Regions from separate parts of the Homo sapiens genome. Here regions 1, 2 and 3 are each linked to region 4. Evidence: chromatin contacts called from ENCODE Hi-C or POLR2A ChIA-PET data. All regions are on one chromosome and are shown on one strand. Each heading gives the region's core, a stretch centred on a gene start or an enhancer-like site at or near the end of the contact. The rest is flanking DNA. Distances are from core to core; before and after follow the strand shown.

Region 1 (3,009 bases), core at 157-2,656, 2.2 Mb after region 4:
ACTGTTGGGTGCAGGCTCCAGGGAAAAGCGGCCAGTATAGGTGATGGGGGGCAGTCGAGTGGTTTGGCTGGGGTAACTGGTCTCCACCAGCACCTTCTCGTTGTTCAGAGAGATGTCAGGAAAAGACTCTGGCAGGAGAGAGAGAAGCGGGAGGCCTGGTTACTGGAAAGCAATCACTGGAGGACGAGGACGACCCGAGCTGCCAGGCAAGAGACCGGGCCGGCTACCATTGACTCCCGAGGTAGTTAATAATTGATAGCAGCACATTGCAATGTTCCTGGACCCGCACCAGTGGCAGAGCCCATTTCAACAACAGCTGACGCAAATACGGAGAATCCCCCTCCACTGCAGCTCGCAGCGCTCCGCAGCGGCGGCTGTGCGGGCGAGGGATTCCCGCCAGCACCCCCATGGCCGCGGCTAGTGCGCGCCCCCAAACCCGGGCTGCCGGGACATCCACGGCCAAGGATCACGGTCCTTCCTTGGGGACAGGCGGCAAGCAAGGCAAGGCAAGTCTTACTGGAGGTGGGGGGCGCAGCCCCGCTCATCAAAACAAGCCCTCCCCCTCCACCCACCCACGCAGCTCCAGAGCTCTCCATCCAAAACAAAAGCTCGGTCCTCTGCGCTCCGCTAGGGATGAGGGCAGGGGGTGGGCTGTGTGGGGTTCCTTGGCATCCCTCTAACACATGACTCTGGGGATGCGAGGAATGAAAGGGAAACCCGGCTCTCATTCTAAGATCCAGGAGCACTCCTGCGGTGAAGGACAGGACGCCAGGATGGTGGCGAAAGGGTTCCCCCTCGGCGTAGGCCACTGCTTACCTGCGGTCAGGTGCTCGTAGGGCTGCTCGCCCGTGTCCGCCTGAGGGTTGAAGGTGCTGCTGCTGCTGCTGCTGTTGCTGCCGCCCCCGCCGCCTCCACCGCCCCCGCTGCTGCTGCTGCTGCTGTTGCTGCCGCTGCCCTCTGGGGCCCCGGCGGCGCCGAGGAACTGGGGAGCCCCGTTGCTCAGCAGCATCATCTCCTCCAGCTTAGGGTAGTTGTCCATGGTGGGCGAGTGAGGAAAGGATCCGAACGGGTCAGAGATCTGCAGCGGGGACATCAGCTGCATCTCGGCCTTGGCCGCGGCCATCCTGGACGAGCAGGCTGGAGAGCTGGTGTCGGGGCGGGGGGGTGCAGCCCGGGGCTGGAGCTGCAGGGGACACAGTTGCGGGGGCCTGGCCGGGTTACATGCGGGGCGCGGGGAACACTGAGAAGCGTGCAGGCGGCGACCCCGACTCGCCCTGGGCGCGGGCGGGCGTGGACGCGCCGCGGCTGCGGAGGCTGGGGCAGGGGCCGGTCCTGCGGCGGCGGAAGCTGGCTGCGGCGGCGGATGGCGGCGGCGGCTCCCCAAGTTCTGCGCGCTGGGATCTCTCGCGACTCCCCGGATCCGCCTCTATTTGAAGGGTCTGGAACGGCACGGGTCCGCCTCCGTCGTGACGTACATGGCCATATATGGGAAGCAGGAAGCCCTAATATGGCAGGACCGGCCGGGAGGACCCGGAGTGACGTGAAGCCCCCCATCCGACAGCGCCCGGCACCTCCATCCTGCACCCTAGGGCCCGCGCCCGCGCCCGCATCCCAGGCGCCCAGGCTTCGGGGAAGCCTAGAGCTCTAGCCGCCGCCGGGGCCTCCGGGACCCGCGCAGCTCCGGAGTTCCCGCGTTGCCCCTCCCTCCGCCTTCTTCCCTCCTCCCAGAGCCGGAAGCGGCCGGGCCATATCGGGCCACTCCAAATAAGGTGCTGCCCAAATAAGGGTTGTTCCGGCGGGGGATCCTTCCTGCTCCTTATATGGCATTTCCGGGTCGCAGCTGGTTGCTCCCTCGCTCCCTCCCTCCTCCCTGGTTCCAAGCCGGGAGCCCGAGCGCTCGCGGGATCCGGGGACGCCCAGGCGGGGAGGGCTCGTGGCGTGTGGCGCTGGGCGCGCGGCTGCTCAGGCGGCTCCTAGGCGTGAACTAGGCTGGGGAAGCCCAGACCCAGAGCGGGGGCGAGGGCGAGTCGGGCCGGGGTTCTATCGCTGTCATCCAGGGCCCGCCCGCCCACCTCAGGGACCGTGAGAGCGAACCGGGAGTGCGGGGGAGGAGCGGCTGGGCCCGCCTGGGCAGGGGCCGCCCAGGAGAGGCGGGGCCTTGACCCCGGGCCTCGATCTATGGCACGGTGTCTTTCCGGGTGTCGCTGGGAAATTGAGGATAGGAAGTCACGGCCACTTGGTTCTTGGGACACTGTATAGCAGTGAGCTGCCTTGCCTCTGCCACCTGTCGGTGGGATGGGGCTGCTGGTGCCTGGGGTCCCCTGTGCTCCCCCGGAACCGAAAGGCTGTTCCCTAGTCCCCGCCGGCAAAGAGCCCACCTTTGGGGGACCGAAGTGGGGAAGCTGATTGCCCCAAGAGAGGCCTGATTCTTGTTCTCACCAGGAGATAATGGTCCTTGTGGTGAGGGGTCACTTTCCCCCCTTTATCCAGTCCAGGTGGAGGGCCGGCCCACACTGCGGGAATCCGAAAGAGGGGCTTCCCTATGGGCTGTCTGGGGACCCCGGGCTGGGCGCGAAGAGAGGACCGGCTTGGCGGCTCGGTGCTGCCCCCTGGAGGTTCCCTCTCCACTCCCAGCCCCGGACTCCGGCCGCGCGGGCTCTTCCGCCGCCTCCTCGCTCCTCCTCCCGGATGCGGCGCTGGGCGCGGAGCCAGGCCGGGGGAGCCTTCGACGCAGTGAGCACGAACTGAGCAGGCGCTGCAGCCCGGGCTCCCCCTGCAGTCCCTGGGGAGCCGTCACTGCCGAGGCGCCCAGACTCCGGGATAACACTCCTCACCCCGAGCCTGGCCAAGGCGAGGGGGAGAAGGAAGCAGGGGGTGGGTGGTGGCGAGGGAGAACGATTCCCGCAGGTCTCCCTGGGGCCGAACGCGAACAGGGAAGCCCTCCCCGCCCCCACGACGCAGTCAGTTGCTCACCCCAAAGGGAACAGGGATTCCGGGAAGGGAAGGCTC
Region 2 (3,410 bases), core at 339-2,838, 2.1 Mb after region 4:
TTCGCTGTATTCCTACCACCTGGGAGAGTGACTGACACACGGTAGGCATGCCAAAACATATCTGTTGAATCAATTAATTCCTCTTCTTAAAAATCTAAAACTGGGTTGGGCGCGGTGGCTCACGCCTGTAATCCCAGCACTTTGGGAGGCCGAGGCAGGCAGATCACGAGGTCAGGAGATCGAGACCATCCTGGCCAACATGGTGAAACCCGGTGTCTACCAAAAATATAAAAATTAGCTGGGCGTGGTGGCGCGCGCCTGTAATCCCATCTACTTGGGAGGCTGAGGCAGGAGAATAGCTTGAACCAGGGAGTCAGAGGTTGCAGTGAGCCGAGATGGCGCCACTGCACTCAAGCCTGGCGACAAAGACTGCCTCAAAAAAAAAAACAAAAACCTAAAAACTGGTCACAGGGTAGTGAAGTAGTTGACATCCTGCCACCAGCACAAGGTTTAAAAAGGGCCAGAGGAGTCTCAAGTCAGGCCCAGCACAGTGGGGAGAGGAAGAGCCTGAAGCTCAGCTATTTTTCTTTTTTTTCTTGAGACGGAGTCTCGCTCTGTCGCCCAGGCTGGAGTGCAGTGGCGCGATCTCGGCCCACTGCAAGCTCCGCCTCCCGGGTTCACGCCGTTCTCCTGCCTCAGCCTCCCGAGTAGCTGGGACTACAAGCGCCTGCCACCACGCCCGGCTACTTTTTCGTATTTTCAGTAGAGACGGGGTTTCACCGTGTTAGCCAGGATGGTCTCGATCTCCTAACCTCGCGATCCGCTCGCTTCGGCCTCCCAAAAGTGCTGGGATTACAGGCGTGAGCGCCCGGCCAAGCTCAGCTATTTTTTTTTCCCTTTGTGCAGGCTAATTGGCCTAATGTTCTGTGTGAATCAAACGCTTCGTAGTTGGAAACCCAAGACCCCTGTGATAAAACGCAACACGAAATTGTTTAACGTCTGTCTGCATATCCAAGTGTCTTTCAAGTTGTGAACAACGGGCGGGACCAAACAACAAAAGTACTGACGTCCTCACTTCACAAAGCCACAAGACAAGATGGCGCCGTCCTCCAGGAGCGGGAGCTGGGAACACGTCCACGCCCGGGGGGTGTGCACGCGCCCGGGCTCGCCCCAGGGAACGCTGGCGTGCACTCGGGCACCCAGTGAGCGCCGCAGTTAGTCTCCACCCATGTTTTCCGCCACTCCTTGCGCACATGCGCTCTAGGTTCTTAGCTGGATGTCTGTTGCGCCAACAGGCTCCTCCTCCCGCGCAACTGACGCAAGAAGACTGTAATCGGTTCGCAATTTATCCCGTGTGACCTTGAGTCTTTCCTGTCGCCGAGGACCGGGGCTGTCCGAGATACGGCCTTCATATCCCTCTTCCTCCCCTGGACTCTTTCTGAGCTCAGAGCCGCCGCAGCCGGGACAGGAGGGCAGGCTTTCTCCAACCATCATGCTGCGGAGCATATTACCTGTACGCCCTGGCTCCGGGAGCGGCAGTCGAGTATCCTCTGGTCAGGCGGCGCGGGCGGCGCCTCAGCGGAAGAGCGGGCCTCTGGGCCGCAGTGACCAACCCCCGCCCCTCACCCCACGTGGTTGGAGGTTTCCAGAAGCGCTGCCGCCACCGCATCGCGCAGCTCTTTGCCGTCGGAGCGCTTGTTTGCTGCCTCGTACTCCTCCATTTATCCGCCATGATAAGTGCCAGCCGAGCTGCAGCAGCCCGTCTCGTGGGCGCCGCAGCCTCCCGGGGCCCTACGGCCGCCCGCCACCAGGTGAGGAACTGGGACCTTCCCGAATGGGGTCACGGCCTCGGGCCTTGGGCCTCGGGCTTCGCTGCGGCAGGCCGCGCGCCCTTTAGGGTTTGAATTCTCCAGTATAGGTCAGGCGGGAAGGAAGGTAACGGGCCTTCCATAGTTAGCGCTGCCGGGTCAAGATTTTGCCCAAGGTTTTGCCTCCGGCTTGGGCCCTGCTGAGTCACACCCCTCGCGATCTAGAGTGTCATTTCAAAATTACCAGGTAGTGGTCCTCATGGCCTGTTCTGTGGCTGAATGGAAAGGTTTGGCCTTGGGGGTGAGGGATGCAGTCTATTGGGAAAGCCACTATTTTCAGTTTTATTTTTGGCTCCTCTACAGAATACAGAGTGTGTAAGGATCCCGTTGATACGGTGAAATAAAATAAGAAAGCTCTGAGTCGGAACTCCAGTTTTCGTGCTTAGCAACATTTTCTCAAAATCTGTGGTGTAAGATTGTACTCGTTTGTTACTTCAGAAAAAAAAGCAGATCGTGGGGCGGAGAAAAGGCTATGGAGTGGTTACTTGTTTTCTAAAATAAAAGACAAATGCTTTAGAGAACAGGAATTGTATGTGGGCATTAAGGAAGGCTTGGAAGGAGCCTGAGGTTAAGTTGTAATAAAGGTCTTTTATCCTAGTGAAACGCCACTACTTTTCTTTTTTCTTTCAAAGACCCTTAGTAACTCTAGTTCTTTTAAACTAATTGCACGGCAAGGTAAGGGGAAGTGTTTTCCCCCAGGGGACATCTGGCAATGTCTGTGGATATTTTAGGTTGTCACTTACTTACTGGGGTGCTTATTGGTTTCTAGGGTGTCGAGGCCAGGGATGCTGCTGTATATCCTACAATGCACAGAACAGCCCCCACCACAAAAATTTCGCCCAAAATTAATAGCGCCACGGTTGAGAAATCCTACTGTAATGTGATTCTAAGGCCATCTTTTATTTACCTTTTTTCGTCTTACTTATTTGGGAAACTTTAATATTTACTGTTTTAGTAGCTTAATGTATTTTATATACTAAGTGAGCCCAAGTTTTCTCTTTTTCCTCCCAGGATACACACTGGTTGGTGACTGAGTCAGTTTTTTCTTTTTTAGGATAGCTGGAATGGCCTTAGTCATGAGGCTTTTAGACTTGTTTCAAGGCGGGATTATGCGTAAGTATAATATCATTTCCTTTGAGAGGGAATACATATTAAACTTCAAAGCAGTGTTTTCTACATTTGTGATTATTCTTCTCTGTAATTATTTATCTGTATTTATTTAGAGATTATGTAGTATACCACTGTTAATTTTCCAATTAAATATTATCTTCCAGTGACTTTGGTCTATCAAGATAACAATAGCTGTGACACTGTTCTAAATGTCTTACAGATCAGAAGCAATCAAGGGAGCAGTTGTTGGTATTGATTTGGGTACTACCAACTCCTGCGTGGCAGTTATGGAAGGTAAACAAGCAAAGGTGAGCATGATTGATAACTAGTACCTTATCCAGAATCTGTCCAGAATTCTGTGCTCTTTTCCTTAGTTAAGGAATTTGAGAACCTGATTTGCGCTTTTTTTTTTTTTTTTTTTTTTTTTTTGGAGACAGTCTCTATAGCCCATGGTGGAGTGCAGTGGCACGGTCTCCGCTCACTGCAACCTCT
Region 3 (3,161 bases), core at 469-2,968, 2.1 Mb after region 4:
TGGTTTTCCTCAACCAATCCATCATCCAGTCCTATTCACTTTTTTTTTTTCCTCGAGACAAGGTCTCGCTCTGTCACCCAGGCTGGAGTGTAGTGGTGTGATCTCAGCTCACTGCAGCCTCGAATTCCTCGGCTCAAGGGTTTCTCCCACCTCAGCCTCCCAAGCAGCTGGGACTACAGGCGCGGGCCACCACACCAGGCTAATATTTTGTAATTTTGTAGAGACGGAATCTTGCCATGTTGCCCAGGCTGCTCGCAAACTCCTGGGCTCAAGCGATCCTCCCCTTTGGCCTCCCAAAGTGCTGGGATTACAGCCGTGGGCCACTGCACCAGGCCCTTCATTCACTTCTATCTGCACTGTCACCACCCTAATGTAAGCGAAAATCATCTCTCACATGATAATGAAGCAGCCAAAATGGTCTCTGGGCTTCTCCTGTACTCTCTCCAGTCCACACCAGGGCTCTAAACCCTTTAAACTACCCACTGTTCTTGAAAGAAACCAAACTTCTGAATCTGGCTTAAAAGACCCTACATGACCTCTTCCCCTGCTGCTCCCTCAAACCACTCTCCCCGTCCCTGACCTTGTGCCAGCACACTGGCGTTTCTGTAGTTCTCAACTGTATTCTGTTTCCTCCTGACAAACTCTTAATCATCCTTTGGGTCTCATTTCAGAGCTGGGTCCCCGCCATACACTCTCAGAGCACCCTGAAGTACTTAAGCATTTGTGTAATTATTTTATTACAAAAAGTATAAAATCACAAACTTAAAAACCCAATCGACTATAAGCTCCATAAGGGTAAGTACTGTCATCTGTTTGGTTCACCTCTGTATCCCCAGGAAAACAGGGTCCAGCACACGGTCTGGGCTCAATATTTGAACCCAGACGAGGTGAGGGGGGACAAAGTAGCCACCTAAAAATCCTAACTCAAAAAGATAAAGTTCTAACCGTATGTGGATGCCCATTTTGTTTCAACTCTCTCCACCCCCATTCTCAACGGCTCAGGCCAAATCATACATGGGACCAGATACCTCAGGTCTCCAAGCTCAGGCAGCCCCCGCTGTCTTCCACCCCATAAAGTTCTAAGTCCAAAGTGAGCCCGTCCTAGCTCTGGGGCGAGAGAAAACAGGCCTCTTTCGCCCCTGCAGGTGAGGGTCCCGGACCGCCCGGAGGCAGGTTCCTCATCCAGACCTACTGGCCAGGACTCCTCCACACTATTCCGTGCAGCCATGACGCACGCAGACCGCAGCACTTCGTCAGCGAAGAAGCCGCTGAGCGCGAGGCGCTTCTTCGCGGCTTCTCAAGCACCGTTCAAACCGCGCGTCGGGCCCAAGTGCCTAGCTTCGAGTCGCAAAGCCTCAGATGTCCACCCTATTCAAGGAGAATGGACTGAAAAGACGACGACCCCGGTCCTCTCTCTTTAAGAACCACCCCCATTCGAGCCTGACGGGGGCTCTCAGTAAACTCGCGAGAGCCACCGGCTTCCGCCCGCTTCCTCCTCTCGCCTTGCCGGGCCGGAAGAAAGGTGGCACCTCCCACCCCCCAGCCTTACCTCACAAGGCGGCGCGGACCCAGCTGCAGCCAATCGGCGGGCTCATTGTAGGCTGCGGGGCAGAGAGCCAATGAGAAGTCGCGGCGGACGCCCAGCTTCTCCTCACTCGCACCGGCCCCCTCCCTTCCGCCTGCCGCCTTCCACTCCGCCCCTGGCGGAGGAAGTGATGTCACAGGCCCCATGTGAGCGGATTGCAACACATGCAGCTGCCTGGAGAGAGGGAGCCGGTGTCCTACGTCAGAGCCGCCGCCGCCGCGGAGCCGCCGCCGGGGAGGAGCAGCCGCTGCCGCCCAGGACTGGGCCCTTAGGTAAGGCACAGGGAGGGAAAGGCCGGTGACCTTTGTGGCGAGCTGCACCGGACGGGAGGAGAGGGCCTCTGGGGGATGGCGAGGAAGGGGGCCGCTCTGCCCCAGCGGCGGCGCTAACTCTGTGGTCTTGGTGTCTCCGGGCCCCGCCGGGCCGCTCTAGGGAGGAGGAGGCGAGAAGATGGCGGACGACCCCAGTGCTGCCGACAGGAACGTGGAGATCTGGAAGATCAAGAAGCTCATTAAGAGCTTGGAGGCGGCCCGCGGGTGAGCGCCGCGTCCGGCACCCTCCGTGCCCTCTTGGTTCCCGGACCCCTCAGGATGGACGCCCCCGCGCCGCATGGCCGGATGAGGAGAACCAGGCACTAGCCAACTCCCGCCTTCTGGATCTCTGGGTAGTAGCCCCTGACCCAGGGGCGAGGGTCGGCGCGGTTGGCCCGAGAAGGGGTCCTTTCCCCGCATGGGGGTAAGGGGCCCGCGCTCCCCGGTTTAGATCACTCGGCCCCCCTCGTGGTAGGCCACCGCTACTTTTGCACCTCTCCCGGGCCCTTAAGTCCAGGTCCTCCCTCTTCGGGCTCCAGGTGCTGCCACCCGACTCGGGTGCTATTGTGGCAAAGTGTTCGGCCTTCCTTTCCCAGGGCCCTTCCCTGATTTCCTCTTCTCCCTTCATTTCTCAGCCAGGCCTCATTAAAATGGCCTCTCCCTTCTGGGCTTCTGAGACCCGGGTGGGTGAAGTTTGGATGGGACGGGAAGCAGAGGTGGCCAGGGACAGCTTCTTTCTGATTCCTGATTTCTCTGGGTCTTCCACCTGTCCCAAGATGACTTCTCCCAAGTCCTCTAATTACCCCGGAGCTTCCTGGTTTTAGCTGTTCCAGGACCCACCTATAAACTGAAAATGCCAACGTACGCGCGATGTGAGGGGTGCTGGGTAGGTTTTGGTTAATGAATCTGCATGTGTATGTCCAGGAGAAATACGGGTTAGGGGGCCGTTTGATAGGAATCATAACTACAGAGTCCCTGCTGGCATTTCTCTGAAACTTGTGGGGATATCGCTGTAGAGAGGCGCCTGATGTGCTTGATGCTTGTTGAGTGAGATTCATAATTGAATTAAATGGGCTTTGAGTCTTGTACATTTTGATAAGAAACTGTAGGTGTGTCCATTGGGGGGAGAGTAGGCTAGATTAAAATTAGCTGTGTGTGTGTGTTTTCTTTTTTTTTTAACGTTGTTCGTTTGAGGAAGGTGTGCCAGGGGTATTCCTGTTTCTTTTATTACTTTATTTTGTTCCTTTCCCAGTCATAGAAACTTT
Region 4 (2,917 bases), core at 356-2,855:
CTTTCATCTTTGTGTACCTCAGTGACCAGCACAGTGTCCTGGCATAAAGTAAGCATACAATGGAATAGTATGACCTAGGAATAAGTTGATAATATATATGTCAACATGGTATGTACGGTAAACTATGTACGTAAACATAATACAAATACAGGGGATACTCAATGCTTACTGAATAAATCCTTTCATTCACTCATTCAATAAACACTGAGTACTTAACTATATGCCAGATAATGTGCAGGCAACCGGGTTTTCAATGACAACACAGGATCTAGGTTTTCCTGCAATTAAAGTCTAGTTGGAGAAATAACAATAGACAAACCATTAGATAATGATTAATATTCTACAAGAAACAAGTAGGTGGCCGGGCACAGTGGCTCACGCCTGTAATCCCAGCACTTTGGGAGGCCAAGGCGGGTGGATCATGAGGCCAGGTGTTCCAGACCAGCCTGACAAACATGATGAAACCCCGCCTCTACTTAAAATACAAAAATTAGTGGTGGCGCGCGCCTGTAATCCCTGCTACTCGGGAGGCTGAGGCAGGAGAATCGCTTGAACCCGGGAGGCGGATGTTGCAGTGAGCCGAGATCATGCCACTGCACTCCAGCCTGGCGACAGAGCGAGAGTCTCAAAAAAAAAAAAAGAAAAGAAAAGAAAAAAAATAGGCTCTCAAGACAGAATACCAAAAGAAACGAACGTTAGACGTAGCGAATGCCAAGGGCTTGAGACACAAATCCGATATATCGTTGCAGGAACTAAAAAGAGGACGGTGGGTAGGATGAGAAAACTGATAAAATTTGAGTTAGGAAGAGGCTAGACCATGCTATGCTTTGCAAGGCACAGGAAAGATTTTGGTCTCCACGTGTTTTTAAAGGACGTAGTGACGGTGACAAGCATAGATGCAGGGTGACCTTTTAGGAGACTGCAGTAGTATCCAGAGAGGAGGTGGTGGTGGCAGCTTCGATGGTGAGGCATGTAAAGACTCCAAAGCTCTTCAGGAGGTAAACAACTAGGACTTGATGATGGATCGATATGGGGTTGTGGGTCAAAGAGTTGTGCAGGATGATTCCCCTGTTTCTGGCTTGACCCACTGGATGCGTGGAAGTGTAGAGTGGATTGCGTTCAGGTTTGGGGCAGACCTCGAGTACTCCCGGGAGTCTGGCGCCAGCGGGCGTGGACTCCAGCGCACCCTACCTTGCCCCCTCACCTCGGTTTCCCCGAGGATCGCAGCCACACATCCCTCTCCAGCTTCCTCTGGGGCGTCGTTTCTCAGCAGCCTCTTGCTGACCAGCTGCTGCTCCCTCCGCGCCTTCCGCAGTGCTGGGGGCAGAGGAGCCGGCTGAGCGTGGGAAGGACGACCACAACCCAGAACCCGCGGCTCCGAGCCTGGGGTCTCAACTTATCCCCGACCGCCATATACCCCCGCGCTCCCTCGGCCGCCCACACCTGCCTCCCGCTCCCGCCGGCGGCGCCGTAGCTCCTCCACCCCGCAGACCGTGGGCCTGAGGCGGCCCTGCCGTCGGCTCCACATGGTGGAGCAGGAGGAGGAAAGCCGAAGGAAACAGCAGCCACAACGCTCCCAGGGGCGTAGAAGATGGCACCGACTGCGCAGCCTCAGCACAGGGCGGGAACAGGCGGGGAGGGCGCGAGGAGCGGGGTGGGTGCTGGGTGAGGGCGGGGCTCGGCGAGTGGACGCCTCGCGGGGACGGTGGGCGGGGCGAGGGCTAGAGACGCTGCACCACTAGACCAGAGCCAGAGGCGTCGCTCTGCCTCTGATTGATTTCCTGTCTTACCAATTCTAGGAAAAAAAGTCTCTCATCCCTGACCTCGAGTGACCCAAGCCAGCAGTGTCACAATCTACTCAGCAAACACAACTTCCCCACCCACAATACGCTCTAGATGAAAGTTCAAAACAATCCCGAACTGCGGGAAGCGCCATGATGCCGTTTCACTATTAATGCGGATCCCACTGATGAGAGCTGCCAAAAACGCTTGAAGCGTCATTGAATTGTCAACGAAAAGAGTCCAACTCTGTAAAATATTTGAAGAGACTTATTCTGAGCCAAATATGAGTGACCATGGCCCTTGACACAGCCCTCAGGAGGTCCTGAGAACATGTGCCCAAGGTGGTCCGGTACAGCTTGGTTTTACATATTTTAGGGAGATATGAGACTTCAGTTCATTCAAGAAATACACTGGTTGGGCCGGGCCTGGTGGCTCATGCCTGTAATCCCAGCACTTTGGGAGGCCTGGGCGGGTGGATCAGCTGAGGTCAGGAATTTGAGACCAGCCTGGCCAACATGGTGAAACCCCATCTTTACTAAAAATACAAAAATTAGCCGGGAGTAGTGGTGGGTGCCTGTAATCCCAGCTACTCGGGAGCCTGAGGCAGGAGAATCGTTTGAACCCGGGAGGCGGAGATTGCAGTGGGCCGAGATCGCGCCCCATTGCCTGGGGTACAAGAGCGAAACTCCGTCTCAAAAAAAAAAAAAAGAAAGAAAGAAAGAAAGAAATCTGGGATATGATGAGGTTTCTCTTCAAATAATTAGATCAATCTTTTATTCTTTAATTCATAGTACTCCCCCCCACACACACTTTTGTTTTCCTTTTTCTCCTTTTTGCCTTCGTTAGATGCCGAGGCACGCCACAGTACAAGACGTTATCAGTACCAGACGTTATCAGTACCAGCTCACATTCCTTTCATTATTTGGAAAGAGGACTAACTTTCTAGTTCATTACAGGCACCCCTTCCCCTTTCCTCTCCACTTTCTTTTACGTGCCCACATTACCTAAAAAAATCAAATGTTTAGCCAACCGGGATTAGTTCAGATTGTATGACCCGACCCCGGCCAATGGGGAAAGGGTACAGGGGCAGGACTTGCGTCAGGAATAAAGGCTCTCGTGCCCCTTTGTTCAGGTG

Evidence for each region. A loop is a pair of places that touch in the nucleus more often than their neighbours do. ChIA-PET counts read pairs that join two places held with the same protein, here RNA polymerase II (POLR2A). Pooled maps may share reads with other maps.
Region 1: a pooled map shows a loop between it and region 4 (13-fold over the local background). The contact joins the promoter of EGR1 here to the promoter of TMCO6 in region 4. A Hi-C loop is called at or near these places in 5 of 50 pooled maps.
Region 2: a loop to region 4 is called in a pooled map, with 6 times the contacts of the local background. The contact joins the promoter of HSPA9 here to the promoter of TMCO6 in region 4. A Hi-C loop is called at or near these places in 6 of 50 pooled maps. POLR2A ChIA-PET finds 5 or more read pairs at or near these places in 2 of 52 experiments (CD8-positive, alpha-beta memory T cell and T-cell).
Region 3: a loop to region 4 is called in a pooled map, with 8 times the contacts of the local background. The contact joins the promoter of ETF1 here to the promoter of TMCO6 in region 4. A Hi-C loop is called at or near these places in 1 of 168 maps with a recorded cell type or tissue (CD8-positive, alpha-beta T cell) and 12 of 50 pooled maps. POLR2A ChIA-PET finds 5 or more read pairs at or near these places in 1 of 52 experiments (CD4-positive, alpha-beta T cell).

The regions. Positions count from the first base shown.
Region 1 is chr5:138,463,876-138,466,884 of GRCh38, reverse strand. It overlaps EGR1 (early growth response 1), which reads right to left and starts at 1,406. Exons shown (of 2, transcript NM_001964.3): 1 at 817-1,406; 2 at 1-128. The coding sequence starts at 1,123. RefSeq lists silencers at 1,153-1,362, 1,453-1,802, 1,813-2,212, 2,533-2,802 and enhancers at 668-1,507, 1,508-2,348, 1,421-2,620.
Region 2 is chr5:138,573,579-138,576,988 of GRCh38, reverse strand. It overlaps HSPA9 (heat shock protein family A (Hsp70) member 9), which reads left to right and starts at 1,588. Exons shown (of 17, transcript NM_004134.7): 1 at 1,588-1,751; 2 at 2,863-2,921; 3 at 3,139-3,226. The coding sequence starts at 1,671. The region is part of intron 1 of LOC105379193 (a long non-coding RNA gene); the gene reads right to left. RefSeq lists enhancers at 994-1,133, 711-1,359, 1,274-1,553, 1,794-1,843, 1,360-2,007.
Region 3 is chr5:138,541,793-138,544,953 of GRCh38, reverse strand. ETF1 (eukaryotic translation termination factor 1) reads left to right here and starts at 1,718. Exons shown (of 11, transcript NM_004730.4): 1 at 1,718-1,857; 2 at 2,018-2,121. The coding sequence starts at 2,036. RefSeq lists enhancers at 487-1,276, 1,158-1,557, 1,277-2,066, 1,008-2,207 and a silencer at 1,848-1,897.
Region 4 is chr5:140,638,139-140,641,055 of GRCh38, reverse strand. TMCO6 (transmembrane and coiled-coil domains 6) reads right to left here and starts at 1,605. Exons shown (of 12, transcript NM_018502.5): 1 at 1,444-1,605; 2 at 1,205-1,317. The coding sequence starts at 1,528. RefSeq lists a silencer at 1,544-1,793.